Linked DNA regions of Homo sapiens: region 2 is linked to region 1. A link is a contact called in ENCODE Hi-C or POLR2A ChIA-PET data. All regions are on one chromosome and are shown on one strand. The core of a region is the stretch at or near the end of the contact, and the rest is flanking DNA. Distances in the headings are between cores, read along the strand shown.

Evidence for each region. A loop is a pair of places that touch in the nucleus more often than their neighbours do. ChIA-PET counts read pairs that join two places held with the same protein, here RNA polymerase II (POLR2A).
Region 2: POLR2A ChIA-PET joins it to region 1 with 28 read pairs in BJ. The contact joins the enhancer-like site here to the promoter of LINC01460 in region 1. A Hi-C loop is called at or near these places in 1 of 168 maps with a recorded cell type or tissue (Caco-2). POLR2A ChIA-PET finds 5 or more read pairs at or near these places in 3 of 52 experiments (A673, BJ and MCF 10A).

What each region holds. Positions count from the first base shown.
Region 1 is chr2:27,713,746-27,717,411 of GRCh38, reverse strand. LINC01460 (long intergenic non-protein coding RNA 1460) reads left to right here and starts at 1,680. Exons shown (of 2, transcript NR_135200.1): 1 at 1,680-1,828. LOC105374378 (a long non-coding RNA gene) reads right to left here and starts at 1,289. Exons shown (of 3, transcript NR_160725.1): 1 at 680-1,289; 2 at 394-565. RefSeq lists enhancers at 362-875, 876-1,390 and a silencer at 1,584-1,993.
Region 2 is chr2:27,978,525-27,982,190 of GRCh38, reverse strand. All of the region lies in intron 3 of BABAM2 (BRISC and BRCA1 A complex member 2), which reads right to left. Among named protein-coding and RNA genes, the nearest start is that of MIR4263, 16 kb to the left of the region's middle. Within about 2 kb of position 1,755, at least 2 of the 41 ENCODE cell types and tissues checked have a DNase peak (open chromatin) inside an H3K27ac peak, as active enhancers do.

The DNA.
Region 1 (3,666 bases), core at 431-2,930:
TATTTCCTACTGCTTATCCCAATAACAAGTGGCCTTTCCAAGCCTGCGTGATGCCACATCAGCCACACACCTCTCCTTATGATTCTGTTTGGCAAGTCATAAGCTGTTAGCCCCAGGGCAACACAGAGGCAGGAGGCAGGAGGGAAGGAGTGCAGCACATATGTGCGTGGGCAGGGCCCTGGAGCACGAACCAATGCGATGAGGACGCACAGCACTGGGAACCGGCAAAAATGAGCGAGACGGTTTTCAGGAGAGCAACAGCTGGCAGGGGAAACACCCAGAGAAGTAAAAATATCAGATTTTTAAAAACTGAAAATCTCCAAGCACCTGTAATGCTTCATGCTTACTTTCAGAAAAAAACAAAAACAAACAAACAACAAAGACGAAACTCACTTTTTAGAAAGAAAAGCCGGGTGGAAGAGCACTAAGCTGAGAGGCACTGGCTGGTTAGGGGTAAGAGCCGGGACGCTGCAGTTCGGGTCTGGGTCTGGATTCTGGCTTTTCCACACGCTGGCTCTGTGAACACTGCCAAGCTGATTCATCTTTTGTGTCTCAGTTTTGTCATCTATAATATGGGGATAATAACAGTGCCTAGCTTACGGAGCTGTGAGGCTTGAAGGAGCTAATATGCACATATACACGCTCTGTAAGGGCCGCCCCTTATCATTTAAGTACATGCCTGTTTGCCCTTGACGGGGCTGTGTAGCAGAGCGCCCAGCTGGACGAATCTCCCAGCCAGTTGGGGAGCCCCTCTGAGGGTCATTCCTGCGGATGTGGCCGTCGGGAGGACCAGCCCGTTTGCAGACCAAGCTTTTGCTTCCTCTCATCCCTCCTGAGGAAGACCCTGGGAAAGGAATGCTCTTCCTGCGGGCCCTTCCTCAGACACCAGGCAAACGGGTGAAGGTGCAGAGGTCGGCGGTGAGGAGGGGCCCCTGCGGTCTGCCAGGGTGAGGCTGACCTCCAGGGCTGCAGCTGCTCGGGGGGCCTTTGGCCGGGTTGCCCAGGAAGGCAATGAGGGCTCCCAGGCAGCTTACTGTGCGGGGCCGACCCCAGCAGAGGAGCAGGGCCTGGTCAGGGGCTGGAATGGGAGAAAACAGAGGGGCCCTTGGGGAGGAAAGGGCCCCAGGAGGGAGGCAGTAGGGTAAGTAGGGGGCTGTGAGGAGGCGGGGGCAGGAGGCTGTAGGGGAGGTAGGAGACTAAAGGCGGGGGGAGGGGGGCTGAGGAGAAAGAGGGCCTACAAGGAGGGGGAAAGGAGAGGTGGGATGTGGGGAAGAGGAGGAAGGAGGACTGAGGGCAGGGGGTGGGGACACGGAAGGGGTGTAGGAGGAAAGGGGGTGAAGGTGAGATAAAGGGGAGGGGAGGAAGGGAAGGGGGCAGGGAGGGAGCAGAGAGGGGTGGAAGGGGCAGGAGCCCAGGTATGTGGGGCGTGGGCAGGGGGAGGGAGGGGGGAGGTGAGGGAGTGTGGGAGAGGAGTGGATCCGGGAGGACCAGCCCAGGTGTCGGGGGAGCGGGTCGGGGTGGGGGGAGGTGGGGGCCGTAGGGGAGGGAAAGAGAGGAAGAGGGAAGGGGTGTGGGGAGGGGGGAGGGGGCGGAGGGAGGGTGCCCTGCTCTCGCCTCCTCCCGCCCCGGGCCGCCCCGGCCTCTGGGCCCCTCTGGCCGGGCGCCACCCACGCGCCTCCGATGCAGCGTCAGGCAGCCGCTGGGGAGGACGCGGCGGGAGCCTCAGATGCCACCTACTCCCCGGCCTCTCTCCCAGTTGATGCTTCTATTTTAGGCAGCACATTATTTCCTGCTGTGATTTTTTCAGCCTTCTAATTTGGGCTCTGAGGTAAGCCGTGACATCCGCCGCGCGCCCGCAGCCCCCTCCCGGCCCGGCGGCGCGATCCTGCCCGAGCCCCGCGCCCTCCGGCCGCGCCTGCGTCTTCACGGAGCCACTCGGCCAGGCCTGCCCCCCAAACAGGCTCCCGGGAGGAGGGCTTCTCCCCCGTGCAGGGTGAAAGAGTCCAGCACGAGGGATTTCTAGGCAAAGATTTAGAAAAAGTGACGGGGACAGGGATACATTGCACCATGGTGTCCCCGGTCCGGGCAGGGGACTGCAGATGCTTCCATATCGGAGGTTTAACACGTTTTTTTTCTGGACACGGGCCCCTTTGAGAATCTGATGACGGCCTTGCATCCTGTCCCCAGAGTGTCCAGAGCAAGCCCACGGCCCACACAGACACTGGGATTCTGCCTGTAGCTTCAGGCCCTCACCTCCTGACACTCTAGGGGCGCCAGGACCCCAGGCTAAAAGCCCAGCTCCGAGGTCGAATACTGTATCTGCCTGCTCCTGCCAGTCTCATCCCAAACCGACTCACTGCTCCCTACGTCTCGGTCTCCTCTCCCTCTATCGGCCTCTTTACTTTTGTTTGTTTGTTTGTTGTTTTTTGAGACAGAGTCTTGCTCTGTCGTCCAGTCTGGAGTGCAGTGGCGCAATCTCCGCTCACTGCAACCTCCGCCTCCCGGGTTCAAGCGATTCTCCTGCCTCAGCCTCCCGAGTGGCTGGGACTACAGGCCTGCGCCAACACACCCAGCTAATTTTTACATTTTTGGTACAGATGGGATTTCACCATATTGGCCAGGCTGGTCTCAAAACTCCTGACCTCAAGCTATCCGCCCTCCTCAGCCTCCCAAAGTGCTGGGATTACAGGCGTGAGCCAGCCTGCCCCAGCCCCGGCCTCATTACATTTAATCAATTTTAAAACTGTCTTTGTATGGGTAAGGATCTCACCCCCAAGTGGGCAGATAGAGGTCACATTGGTAGCTGGCCTGCTCTTCAGGTCTCTGGCCTAGTTCATTACCTGGGTCCTGCTGGCATCTGGTAGCGAAAGGACACTGCATTTGGATTCCAGGAGACTTGGGTTCCAATTACATACTTAGTAGTTTCATTCCCTTGGCCTCCCTGAGCCCCAACTTCATCTGTGCAATGGGGAATTGTAATAAAGCTTCCCTCACAAGACTAAGTGAGTCAGTGCACAGGGAGGCACCTTTCAAATGCACCTCCCTGTCAAAGGAGAAGGCCTAGTTTACTTTTTTTGAGTAACTCACACTTGTCTGTTGCCCCTCATGGTGGGCAGCATCCAATAAAGTTTTGTGGTCGTTTTTATTTATTTATTTATTTATATTTATTTTGTTTATTTATTTATTTATTTTGAGACCGAAGTCTCACTCTGTTGCCCAGGCTGGAGGGCAGTGGCTTGATCCCGGCTCACTGCAAGCTCCGCCTCCCGGGTCCATGCCATTCTCCTGCCTCAGGCTTTGGAGTAGCTGGGACTACAAGCGCCCGCCACCACGCCTGGCTAATTTTTGTATTTTTAGTAGAAAAACGGGGTTTCACTGTGTTAGCCAGGATGGTCTCGATCTCCTGACTTTGTGATCCACCCACCTCGGCCTCCCAAAGTGCTGGGATTACAGGCGTGAGCCACCGTGCCCGGCCTGTGGTCATTTTTTAAACTAAAGATGGGTAAACTATGACTGGGCACAGTGGCTCACGCCTGTAATCCCAGCACTTTGGGAGGCCAAGGCGGGTGGATCACTTGAGGTCAGGAGTTCGAGAACAGCCTGGCCAACATGGTGAAACCCCGTCTCTACTAAAAATACAAAAATTAGCCAGGCGTGATGGAACAT
Region 2 (3,666 bases), core at 506-3,005, 260 kb before region 1:
AAAGGGCAAAGGGTCTGAACAGGTATTTCTCCAAGAAGATATACAAATGTCAAATAAATACATAGAAAGATGTTCAAGATCATTAGCCAACAGGGAAGTGCAATCAAAATCACAGTAAGATAGCTCTTAATTACCCACTTGGATGGCTATAATCAAAAAGACATATAATAATAAGTGTTTATGAAAATATGAAGAAACTGGAACACTTATACACTGCTGGTGTGAATGCAAAATGGTGCAGTCACTTTTGAAAACAGTCTGGCAGTTCCTCAAGAGGTTAAACATAGAGCTACCATCTGACCCTACAAATCCACTCGTAGGTATACATATACCCAACAGAAGTGAAGACATGTCCACACAAAAACTTGCACATTGTTTGTACCAGCATTATGCACAATCGCCAAAAAGTGGAAACAACTAATGTCCGTCAACTGATGAATGAATAAATTGTGACATTATACATGTAATGGAATATTATTCAAATTTGAAAGAAAGTACTGATATAATGCTCCAATGTGGATAAACCTTGAAAACATTAAGCTAAGTGAAATGAGCCAGACACAAAAGGCTACTTATTGTATTATTATTGTATGAATCTATTTATATGAAATGTCTAGAATATGAAAATTCATAGAGACAGAAAGTAGATTAATGGTTGCCAGACAATGGGGAACAGGAGAATGGGAAGCGACTGCTAACTGGTACAAGCTTTCTTTTTGTGATGATAAATATTTTCTGAAATTAGTGATGGTTGTACAACTTTGTGACTATATTTGTAAAAAGCCACTGAATTGTATACTTTAGAGGGTAAACTGCACGGTATGTAATTGTATCTCAATAAAGCTGTTTTTATTTTTAATCTCATGCAAAAAATTGTCCCACTTTAAAAAAACCTGATCTTAAATAAATTACAAAGTGTTTACTGAATAGTTGTGACACAGTTACTTTTATAAATAAAATCATATTAAAAATGCAATGTGAAGAGTTTCTGCATTTAAAAGAACTCTGCAATGAGCCCTTTATAAAAGTAAAGAATGCTTTTTAAGATAAATACTTGCAAAGATCTTTATTTTTAAGGAACTTTACAAAATGTGTCTTTTTAATGGACACGACTGGATAATGTTAAAGACAGACTTTTTAAATTTTTAACTATTATAGATATATAATGCTGTACTTATTTATGGGGTATATGTGATATTTTCATACAAGCACATAATGTATAAAAATCAAATTAAGGAAATTGAGATATCCATCACCCCAAGCACTTATCATTTCTTTGTGTTAAGAAAATTCCAATTCCACTCTTTATTTTGAAATACACAATAAATTACTGTTAACTATACTCACCCTATTGTGCTGCCAAACACTAGATCTTATTACTTCTACAGCTGATTTTTCAATAAATTTTAAGGCAACCAACCAGTATTTGAATATATAATAAAGTTTTTTTTTTTTAAGGAAAAGATATGTACTAAAAGGGGAGGAAGTTTACTACATTACATGTAATAAAAACATTATATAAATATTTTTCAAAACAAAGAAGTAACTTAAAATAGCTTTCAGAATCTCACATAGTTATGTTCCAGAATTTCTCAGGCTCCTACCTTCAACCTCAGAGAACTGTGAAACACTTTGCCTCAATACTGTACAGCCTCTTTGAAATAAACTGTGGCATTGTTCTCTTGCTATGCAGAACAGTCAGTAAATCAGTCAAGAACATTTATTAAAAACCCACAACGCACAGATGTGCATACTGGACACCTGGGGAGTTATACAGGAAGTAGAAAACATAGTACCTGACCTCAAGGCAGAGACAGTAGAGAAAAGACCAACACAAATCATATAGAAGAGCAATAACATCACATTTCCTTTATTTCACCCTGGAGCAGATGATATGAACACAGAGTACAGATTACCTGGACACTGCTTACTCCAACTTTTCATAAAATGGAAGAGTATGCAGGAGAACAAAGAAATAAAAGCAGGATCAGAGGTGCTATAAGGCGAGGTTTAAAAAAAAGGAAGAAGTGTTACAACCACCTAACAACAAAATAAGAGTTTCAAGTCTTATTTTTCATTACTCCCTGAAACTTGCCAGGCTATAACAGTGGGAGCAATGGGGGCAGAAGTTCCTTCCTTTCAAAATGCACATCAACAGTGCTTTATAATATGACACATACATGAAATCACAGAAATGTTAAATACAAAGTAGATTTTATTTACACGCTTGTGCCTTAGCAGCTGACAATTTTTAGAAGGTATCAGCACCATCTCAGGAAGGCTCACTTACCAGATATGCAGAGTGGACCATATCTCCTACTCCCTAATTACAGAAGGAACACAGCCTGTCCACAGGATACTTGCCTTATTCCTCACCAGTGAAATATTATCATACTATTTTGTCTATCAGTTTCAATAACTGCCAGGAAAACATAGTTTCTAAGAAACAATTCAATACTAATACAACTAATACAATCACTAATCATTAGAGAAATACACATCAAAACCACGAGATACCATCTAACATCAGTCAGAATGGCTATTACTAAAAAGTCAAAAAATAACAAAATGCTGGTGAGGCTGCACAGAAAAGGAAATGCTTACACACTGTTGGTGGGAACATAAACTAGTTCAGCCACTGTGGAAAGCAGTTTGGAGATTTCTCAAAGAACTTAAAATAGAGCTACCATTCAACCCTGCAATCCCATTACTGTGTATATACCCAAAAGAATATAAATCATTCTATGAAAAAAACACATATACTCATATGTTCATTGCAGCACTATTCACAATAGCAAAGACTTGGAATCATCCTAGATGCCCATCAAGAGTGAATCTGATAAAGAAAATGTACATAGGCCAGGCGCAGTGGCTCACACCTGTAATCTCAGCACTTTGTGAGGCTGAGGCAGATGGATCACCTGAGGTGAGGAGTTCGAGACCAGCCTGGTTAACATGGCGAAACCACGTCTCTACTAAACAAAAAAATACAAAAATTGGCTGGGCATGGTGGCGCATGCCTGTAGTCTCAGCTACTTGGGAGGCTAAGGCAGGAGAATTGCTTGAATCCAGGGGGTGGAGGTTGCAGTGAGCCGAGATTGTGCCGCTGCACTCCAGCCTGGGCAACAGAGTAAGACTCCATCTCAAAAAAAAAAAAAGAAAAAAAGAAAATGTGGTACATATACACCATGGAATACTACACAGCCATAAAAAAGAATGAGATCATGTCCTTTGCAGCAATATGGATGTAGCTGGAGGCTATTATCCTACCAAACTAACCAGGAACAGAAAGCCAAATACCACATGTTCTCACTTGTAAGTGGAAGCTAAACATTGGAGTATACATGGACACAAAGAGGGGAATAATAGACACTGGGGCCTACTTGAGGGTGGAGGGTGAGAGGAGGGTGATGGTCAAAAACCTACCAATCGGGTACTTTGCTCACTATCTAGGTGACTAAATCTTTTGTACACCAAACCCCAGTGATATGCAATTTACCCACGTAACAAACCTGCACATGTAACCCCAGAACCTAAAATGAAACTTGAAAAAGAAAAAAAGAAAAAGGTAAATGACTGGTTTTCTGCCAATGATAGATTATTCTTATCAGTTGCTGCATTAAATGATTACTGACTGAAACTCCAAGTATGGAAGTGAGAGTCAGA